Linked DNA regions of Homo sapiens: region 1 is linked to region 2. Evidence: chromatin contacts called from ENCODE Hi-C or POLR2A ChIA-PET data. All regions are on one chromosome and are shown on one strand. Each heading gives the region's core, a stretch centred on a gene start or an enhancer-like site at or near the end of the contact. The rest is flanking DNA. Distances are from core to core; before and after follow the strand shown. Region 1 has its middle 86 kb from the start of LINC02834. Region 2 has its middle 26 kb from the start of LINC02834.

Region 1 (5,156 bases), core at 1,242-3,741, 61 kb before region 2:
AGGGGAGAGAAAAGAGCCTGGTGGGGAAACAGGAGGTGCGAAGGGCTCAATAGCAGGTGAGTGTGCTGAAGGAGCAGCTGATGTCGCCGTAGTGAGAGCCAGGAAAGTGTGCATAAGTAGTAGTTCCTGACCAGTGGGGAAAAAAAAGCTTTTCTGTCCAGGTTCTGATTCCAACAAGGCGCCTGCTGTCTCTGCTGCTCCCCAAAAGGAACACGGGTAGCGATGGCGACAGCTATGAAGAGACCAAGAAATATCCCAACCCCATTCTTCAAATGCTGGAATTCACAACTCCTGCCATTATAGCAAATCTCCAAAAGTAACCATGTTCAGAAAAGCTGGCAGAAATTAATGAGTTCTCAACTTTGGCAGGGGAATTTCATGGGGTTTTGTGGAGTCCATGTACAGAATACAAACTTCCTACTCTAAGTGCTTGACCTCACAGAGGCCGGCCTCAACAATGGCCATGCATGGATGGAGTTAAAATGCCCAGGTTTCAAGTCAGCAGTATGCAACAAGACCTTCAATACATCAGTTATGTTAAATAGAAGTTTTTATTTGAAGGCAATTAATTGCAGCCGCAACATATAAATACTTTAAAAAGGAAACAAACTACTGGTTAGATAGTAGACAGAGTTGTTTTTTCAATCTGTCTTTCTAGTGCAGCCAGAAAATAAAAAGCTAAAATCTTGTAAATAATATTTAACAATATGGAGCAAGTCTCAAAATACACTAAGTGAAAACTTGATCAAACAGCATACTAATTAAAATTTCCATACGATGACACATGTACTATGAAAATATAAAACTCAGCAGGCAATACTCTAAAATATTCACATTTGTTATCTCTGACAGGCATGGTTTTAGGTGGTTTGCTTTTCTTGTTACCCTTTTCTGTTTTTTTTCAAGTGTTTAAAAATAAACATGTAATATTGTCACAGTCAGGGGAAAAAGAATATTCATAACAGCCTACATTTTACATGGCAATGAGTATTCCTGAACTGGGTGTGCATCTGAATCACACAGCGGTCTTTGTGCAAATAAACGAAGGGCCAATTTTCCTGAGTGTTTGAGAAAAAATAAAGTTTTTCTGTGAGATTTATCTGTCCATGTCTTTGGGCACAAAAACACAGACACAGATACACATGTTTTTTTTTTTCCTGTTGTGCAACCCTAGAATATTTGGGCGTTTGGCTCCAAGTCTGAAATTCCAGTTGTTGCCTCCAAATCTGGGAGCCCTTTACGTCCGTGAAACACAAGCTGCAGCTCCCCTGGAAGAACACGCTCCTCAGCTTCCTGCCTCATTGCAAAGAAAACTGCCCTTGTGTGCATAGCCCTCACCACCAGGGCCAGCAAATGAGAACAGCTTGGAAAAACAGCGAGATGCTTGCAATAGTTTGTTTGGTGTCTCAGAAAATAAAATCCATCTTTCTTCACCAGATGAGAGTCATCGCTTTCAGATGATTTTGGAAGAGGAGTCATTCCCTACATTGAATCTGGAAGGCTGGCTGGGTTTCCAGGACTGTGTTTTCATGGACATGAAGAAGAATTTTACGAGAAAAACAATTGCAGAGGGCTTGATTTCTATAGGATTTTTATCTCCTGCAGATTCTTCCAGCTGGACCCTTCTTCCAGATGTTTGTGAGACCTATTTAATCAGATTCTCCAGGGATGGGGCTCTGGCATTCACTTTCGCAAGGTTTACAGGTGATTCTGATGTATAGCAAAGTTTGAGAATGCCTGCTACAGCAGGACGACAAAGGGGGGCTTTATGTAGAAAAACAATGGCAATGAAAGCACACATTGCATTTGCAGTAGAGATATTTAAAGGCAATCTTAAAAATGATTTTTTAAGAAGACTGTCTCCTTGGCTAGAAAGGGTTGCATACCATTATTTCACTTCATTCACAGATCCCTCTCACAGTCTGAATAGAAACAATGAAGCAACCCTAAGGCACACTCAGTCAGGGCCCTAGGATGCCACATAAATCAGCTCAGGGCAAGCTGGCCCAAGTGAGGGTGAGTGCCGCAGAGGTGAAACAGCCCGTCTGGTGACCAAACGCTTTTTGCCTATTAACTGCACGTGTTGACTTTGTGTGGGGACCTGGAGAGTCCAGTCGCCACAAACACGGGGGTCAACAGCCACTTGGCAGCCTCTTCACCCTGAGCAAGTGCTGAATTAAATACAACTAGCATTTAAACAGCTCAGCATCCTCCTGGAGAGCCACTCTGCGAGGTGGGGTAAACACATGCCCTGATTTGTGAATGGGGTTTAGGCCCATTGCCCAGGTGTAATTCTTAATAGCACCCCCTTCACACTCAGAAGTACCCTGGTTTTGTAGATAAGTTGTATGATCACCTGGCTTCAAGGTGAAGGTGATGGCCTGTTGGCTTAGGGAGCTGAGGCGGGGGAGGAGAGCTGATAATTCCTCTGCACTCCCACAAAACAGTTATGAAGCAATCGTAGTGCTTCCAGCACAGCCACAGCTCCCTCCTTTAGCAAGCAGCAAAAAGAACTCCTTGGGAAAACTCCCTCCTCATTCTTTCTCCCCACCCCCTTGCACTCTCTCTCTCTATATATGTATTTAACTCTTTCAGTTTCTTTAATATCCATCATTGTCATCTGAGCAGCACAACGGAGTAACTGTATGTCAATTTTCACTTTGTAGCATACACTCTTTATTCCCAAATTACCCCAGTAACCCAAATAAGAAAGGAGAAAATGCACAAAGAATTACTGTGGCCATCTGGAATGCATAATGTGGAAAGATCTGCAATACATTACATGGTCTGGAAAGTGGCTGGTTGAATTCCAGAGAGCTCAGATAGACTTCAAAGTCTGGCTGTACATCAGTGAAACTGCTGATCTGCTCCAATATTTAAAGTGGGTGTAGATGAATGAATTTATTACAGTTTTTATCTTCTGGGCTCAGATGGGGAAATGGGATCATAGTCAGGCTCTCCTTTAATTTCATGCTGAATTTTTTTCTTAGATTTTATTTTTCTCCACCTTAATGCTGTACTATTTCTTAATTTTTCTTTTGAACTGAAACGTACCTTCCTGAAAACTGACTGATGTGCATTAATAAAGTAACTCTGTAGAGACTAATGGCCTAATCACGAGCTATTTTGCATAAAGGATCTCAATTCCAAATATATGTATATAAAACTCCTGACTTTTCTCTCTCTCTCTGTCTCTCTGATGGAGCAAGTCAATAGATCTGAACTCAACTGCATGGAATTTATTTCTAGAGTTGAATTTGGGTGATATCTAGTTATAGTTGCTGATTAAAAATATAAATAAAAGCAGGACTCAGGAAATATTTGGAAACACTTGATTTAAGTCAAGAGTCTGCTGTCAGGAACTCCCTTCAGGAAGAGATGAAAGAGCAATTCTTTAGGTTCAACCGCCTCAGAATCCCTTTGAGAGGCAAGCTTCTTCACATCTCTGCCAACTTGGTTGCTTTTATCTTTATACAAATTTTTCTTGATCCTTGAAAGAATCTTAACACATACAATTTTAAGCCAACTCCATAGGAAATGTCTGTGCTCCCCCACCTTCAAGAACTTCGGGGTTCTATTTCTAAACTCTAAACACAATCTCACCAGCAATTAAATATTTCTTCTGGATCTCTTTTTGAATGGGGAAGAAAAGAATTATTTTTCACACATACATAAAGGAAAGAAATATACTAGTAAGGTAAAGTTAAGAGTATCATGATAACCTACAGCTGCTGCTTTCCTTCTCTATTTTGCCAAGTATCCATTATCAATTTCTTGGATTTCTATAATAATTAGATTATCAAAACATAGCTGAAGTTCCTACTAAAATTTTCAAAACTAGCCCAGGACAAGAGGAGCAAATCCTGAACTGGTAGAGTTTGACTTCCAGGTCACCCATCAAGCTCCTGGGAACCGCCTTTTTTTTCAGAGGCACTTTCTCTACTTTCTTCCCATAGTAATCAAAGAATGAGATACTCACTCTTAAATGAGCTTTCCCCTTCAGGCATCTTTTCTATTTGAAAAGGGAGTTAAGGCATAAACTTTCTTCAACTCAAAGGGATGAATCTCTCATGTAGGCCATGGATAAAGAAAATTTTGTGGGGCACAGGGGCTTCTGACAATTATGTCATGAGAGTGTTTTCCAATACTCAAAGAATAGCATTAGCTAAAGTAGTTGCTAGAGGTCAGTGATGTTTACGGAAGGCCTCAATATATTGTCCAGCCATGTATTGTATTCCCAACCGAGTTCCACCATAAGACTTCTGAACAATAGCTAACAGGCAACTTGTGGTGGTTTCCTAGGGCTCCCTTAACAAGATAACACAAACTGTGTGGCTTAAAACAAGAGAAATTCATTATATTACAGTTCTAGAGGCCAGAAGTCTGAAACCAAGGTGTCAGCAAAACCATGCTCCTTCCAAAGCCTCTAGGAGAGTATCCTTCCTTGCCTCTTCCAGCCCTGGACTTTCTTTGGCTCCTGGCAGCATAACTTCACTCTCCACCTCTGTTGTCACATGGCCGCCTTCACCCCATTTGTCTCTATATGGCCTTCCCTCTCTGTGTGTCTCTGTGTCCAAGTTTTCTCTTCTTCTAAGGACATCAGTCACTGTAGGTTAAGACCCATCCCAATGACCTCATCTGAACCCAGCTGTATCTGCAAAGACCCTATTTTTAAATGAGGTCACACTCACTGGAACTAGGGGTTAGGACTTCAACATATATTTCTGGAGTAGACACAATTCAACCCATGACATGCTCCTAGACATAACAACTGAAGAAGAATGAAGACCAGGATCATATCCTACAGGGCAACCCTTAGTTCCTCCTTGATAGAAAGATGTAATTCAACCTTGAAAAGCCAAGGACAAATAATTCTAGACAACTCTAGAGACTCTAGATGGCTCTAGAGTAGTGAAAAGATGGGTCATTCCATGTCTGCCTCAGTCATGGAATGACTGTAAATAAGGAACTATAAAGCTCACCTGCTCTACTTTTCTCTGCAGAGCCACGTAAATGTGAGTCATCACAAATTATGATTCACCTCTGAGTCACCCTGAGACAGGGCTAGAGAAGATGACCCTGGGACCCTCGATTGTATCTTGGATCATTTCAGCCCAATCTTGTTTTTATTAGCAATCAGAGCTAAAATTCTGCAT
Region 2 (4,595 bases), core at 1,164-3,663:
CTATATGCATAAGTATCCTTAAATATATGTGTATGCGTGCACACAGAACATGTATGCACATGAGTGGGAGAGAGACTACGTGCATTAAAAATGCACACAGTAGAACTTGGAATCCATTTTCCTTCAGAAACAATATCACACAGGGTGGTTGGGTTTGTAAACCAAAAGATGTCTCAATTAATTTAGAAGTTTATTTTGCCAAGGTTATGAATTGTGACTCATGGCACATCCTCCAGAGGGCCTATGGGCATGTGCCCAAGGTGGCTGGGCTACAGCTCAGTTTTATACATTTTAGTGAGACCTAAGGCATCAATCAATACATGTGAATATACGTTGGTTCGCTCTGGAAAGGTGGGATAATGTAAAGTGTTGCGGGAGGTGGGCTTCCAGGGGTTTTTATAGGTGGATTCAAATATTTTTTTGGTTGGCAATTGGTTGAAAGAGTTAAGTTATATCTAAAGACTTGGAATCAATAGAAAGGAGTGTCTGGGTTAAGATAAGGGGTTGTGGAGACCAAAGTTCTTATTTTGTAGATAAAGTCTCATAGGTGGCTGCCCTTAGAAGCAATGGCAAATGTTTCCTATTTAGACTTTTAACAGGTGCTGGGCTCTCAGCCAATCTCTTTAGGATCAGAAAATACCTGGAAAGGGAAGGGGATTCTCTATAGAATGTAAATTTCCCCCACAAGAGACAGCTTTGCGTATTTCTTTGACAAAAACACGTCAAAGAAATATATTTGGGGCTAAAACACTTTGATTTATTTCAAGGCCCTGCTATCTATCCTGTGATGCTATCCTAGAGTCAGGTTGGAATTTGGTATCTTACTGCTACAAAGAGTCTGTTCTGTCGGTCTTAGGATCTTTGTTTTAATGTCAATGCTTGTCAGTTGTGCCTGAACTCCAAAGGGTGGAGACCATAATGAGCTATGTCTGACACCCCCTTCCCATCAGGGTCTCAACTGGTTTTTCAGGTTTCAGTGAGTCCCCTTGGCTGACAGCAGGGTTCCATTAAGTCAGTTGGAGGACTTAGAATTTTATTTTTGGTTTACAGATTCTAAGACCTTTTAGAAAACCATTTTACGATTGCAGATCCCCAGTCTGCCCTCTTTCATCCTGCTCCACCCAAAAGGCTGATCTGAATGATCTGCACTCACTGGCCCCTTTGTTCTCTGGCTTCTGGTTGGGTTCACCCAATGGGTGGAGGGAGATGGAGATTTGGATGTTGACTCCCTGGCTCCCTGCTCACTTAGCACAAGCTGACTGTGTCTCTCCACTGAAGATGGTCTGGCTGGTGGCCGTACCCACAAAGCTGTCTCCCCCAAGTTTTGATAACTACTCCTGTCATTGCCTCTTGAGGCCCAGCGTGACACCTGAGGTTTCCCATTGACATTCTCCATGTGACTGCATCATCCCTTGTGATTTCTCTACATGCTGCCAACATCTCTGGAAACAATCCCTTTATTAAACTCTCTTAAATTATCCAGTTTGAGTGTGTCATGTGTTTCCTCCCTGACTCATGTAAGATTCTTTTGCAGGCTGCTCCAAGATATCAACTACCATGTAAAACATTGCTCCCTGGGAAAATTTACTTCAAGGAGCAAGTCAGATTGCCAGGAAATTATCCATTCCCAATGTTGCCCCAGCAGGAAGAGGGGATCTCACCCTCTCAAGTTGAGTAAATGGGGGTAAGCTGCCCCACCTCCAGTAGTTCTTGACATTCCAGTAGTTCCATGAAACCAGATGGAATGGCTGCATGGTGGCCAGGACTGTAGGCAGCAGCAATAGGAAAGGCCAAAGGAAGAGGCTGGATCCCTACAGTCATCGTGTTCATGTGCAGGGACTGAGCTCAACTGAGGGTTTGTAAGTCAGGGGTGGCTTGAGCACATGTCCCTATGTGCATAGTAATATTAACTCATTCATCATGTATTTATTGAGTGGCTCTTATGCACCAAACATTGTGCTTGGAAGATTTTACATCCATATCTCTTTAAGCCTCAAAACAACCAAGAAGTAGAAATTTTGTTTACAGCTAAAGAAACTACATATACTTTGGGATGGTTAATTTTAGGTGTCAACTTGACTGGGTTGAGGGACGCCTAGAGGGCTGGTGAAGTGTTGTTTCTGGGTGTGTTTGTGAGGGTGTTGCCAGAGGAGATTGACATTTGAGTCAGTGGACTGGGAGAGGGAGAGGGTGCGTAATGTGGATGGGCACTATCCAGTCAGCTGCCAGTGCAGCTAGAACAGGGCGGGTGGAAGAAGATGGATAAATGTGCTTGCTGAGTCTTCTGGCTCTCTTTCTTCTTCCCATGCCAGACGCCTGCTTCTCCTCCTCCTCCTGTTGGACATCAGACTCCAGGTTCTTTGGCCTTAGGGCTCTGGAACTTGCACTGACGGCTGCCCAGGGAGCTTTGGGCCTCCAGCCACAGACTGAAGGATGCACTGTTGGCTTCCCGGATTTTGAGGCTTTCGGGCTTGGACTGAGCCACTACTGGCTTTTCTCTTTCCCTAGCTTGCAGGCAGCCTATTATGGGACTTCAGCTTGTAATTATGTGAGCCAATTCTCCCTAATAAACTCCCTTTTATATATACATATATCCTGTTTGTTCTATCCTTCTGGAGAGCTCTGACTAGTACATGTATTTATATTTATCTGTCTTTCCACACACATATACAAAAACACGCACAAACAATATCAAACAACCAGCAATGAAAATTTGAGCTTAAAGGTACAAAAGCTTAACCAACTGCCTCCAGAAACTGAGATCCAGAGAAGTTAAGTGGCTCACCGGGGAAGGCACACAGGAAAGCCCTGGTAGAAATCAGTGGCTCTCACACCAGACTTAGAGGATGTCTATCTGACTGGTCAGCCATCCTTCTTCAATGCATATGTCATTTCCTATCAATTAACATGTCACTAGAGTGCTAATAGATACATGTATGCCCATGAAGAAACAGCCTTCCTATTCAAGCAATGAACTCATCCCATTCATAATTCCCATGAGAGTGTAGGAAAAGGACAGAACCCAGGGGACTCTGTCGTGCCCACTGTGGGAAGAGTCACACTGATAAAAGTACACTGGAGCCTCTGTGACCAAGAACGTCATTTCTGGCAGGCTGAAGAGAGAAGACCAAGATGGCCAAGGGGACAATGTACACATACAAGAAGGAGGACAACTGAGCAAAGAAAATGCACTGCCACATTCAGTTCGGATTCAACACAGTCCGCAGGGAAACTGTAGCCTCATTTGCTGCAGATGGCTTAGTGAGATGCTGCAGACCACATTTCACGGGAGCCATAAAATGTGCCCTCGCAATGGACATGCTCAGGGTGCTGGCCTCAGTCTCTTTCCTCGTTGGCTCTATTGTCTGTTTCGTATCCCTGTCAACTCTTCAGAGATTTCTCTTTTTCCCCACTACTCTTGTGCCCGAGCCTCTCTCACCAACTGCTGGTGAGCCCTCTGGGCCAGCTAGACATCTTCCTAGAAGTAGGAAGGGAAATACCATATGTCCTCCTGTCTTCTCGTCCCCACCCTGTTTAACACCAAATGCTAATCAACACAGTGTTCTCTCAAGCCCTGATACCTTGAAAATGCCAGAAAGAATTAATCCATGAAATGCAATTCCCTCTTGGGTTCATTCGTCCTCATCTCACAGTTTGTGCAGTTTGGGCAGAACACACAGCAATCAGATGGCTGCCAGGATACTTGTAAATCCCATTACTGTTCCCTGGAGGTGCACCCATATTGGAGCCAAAAAATGACTCATGGATGATCAGTTTCACGGTGCTAAACCCCAATCCCATGACAACATCATACCTCATCAGCTTTGACATTCTGTTTTGCAACTGAATCTTTAACAGAACTGGATTTTCATTTACAGCCACTCTCAAGAAGCAATATTAACTGCATGGGGTAATTCTCCAACCAAGATCAGAGGCCTTAATTTATAATCTGGATAGGGTACTGAAATCAAGAGACAATATAGCACTATGGATTGTGGCATGCCCTTATAATTATCCTAGGCAGGTCTGAGTGAGTACTTATTTTTTTTAACAGTATTAGGTTCCTTTTATGAGCAGAAAATTGACTGCTTCCCACCAGTCCCTTAGAGATGTGATCCATGTTAGTATTCATTTTAAAGATACAAGAAAAACACTTAAATAGTTTTGAGAATGAAATTTACAGTGAATTTTGTGGCTCCCTCTACAATTCTTTAGTTTCAAGGTCAAAGCTTGCCTGATAATATCAACATTAAGAAAGACCTAAAAATAATAATATTAAAATTATAGTTGCTTAGTATTTAGCACCTAGTCTTTAAAAGTCCTTGTTCTAAGTACTGTACATATTATCTTGTTTAATCCTCACACTAATCTTATAAAATAGGACTGCTATTATCCCCATCTTATTAATGAGAAAACTAGAACTTTAAGAGGCCAAAATAAATAAATGTTCAAGGTCACATGGCTAAGTGTGGCAATGTCAGGATTCAAGTCAGATCTCTCTGACATCAGAACCCTCTTCTTCACCTCTAAACAACACTGGAGCAGAGGCAAATGAGATTTGATTTACTCTTCTCCCATCTTTTCTGCCTTACGTT

What was found. Hi-C counts contacts between places; a loop is a spot of excess contacts on that map. ChIA-PET counts read pairs that join two places held with the same protein, here RNA polymerase II (POLR2A). Pooled maps may share reads with other maps.
Region 1: a map of gastrocnemius medialis shows a loop between it and region 2 (7-fold over the local background). The contact joins two enhancer-like sites. A Hi-C loop is called at or near these places in 8 of 168 maps with a recorded cell type or tissue (CD14-positive monocyte, GM23248, IMR-90 and 5 more) and 4 of 50 pooled maps. POLR2A ChIA-PET finds 5 or more read pairs at or near these places in 3 of 52 experiments (PC-9, WTC11 and activated CD4-positive, alpha-beta T cell).

The regions. Positions count from the first base shown.
Region 1 is chr9:86,792,171-86,797,326 of GRCh38, reverse strand. No RefSeq gene overlaps it. Among named protein-coding and RNA genes, the nearest start is that of LINC02834, 86 kb to the right of the region's middle. RefSeq lists an enhancer at 4,486-5,156. Within about 2 kb of position 2,491, at least 8 of the 41 ENCODE cell types and tissues checked have a DNase peak (open chromatin) inside an H3K27ac peak, as active enhancers do; they include gastrocnemius medialis, where a contact is called at or near this core.
Region 2 is chr9:86,731,896-86,736,490 of GRCh38, reverse strand. No RefSeq gene overlaps it. Among named protein-coding and RNA genes, the nearest start is that of LINC02834, 26 kb to the right of the region's middle. Within about 2 kb of position 2,413, at least 5 of the 41 ENCODE cell types and tissues checked have a DNase peak (open chromatin) inside an H3K27ac peak, as active enhancers do; they include gastrocnemius medialis, where a contact is called at or near this core.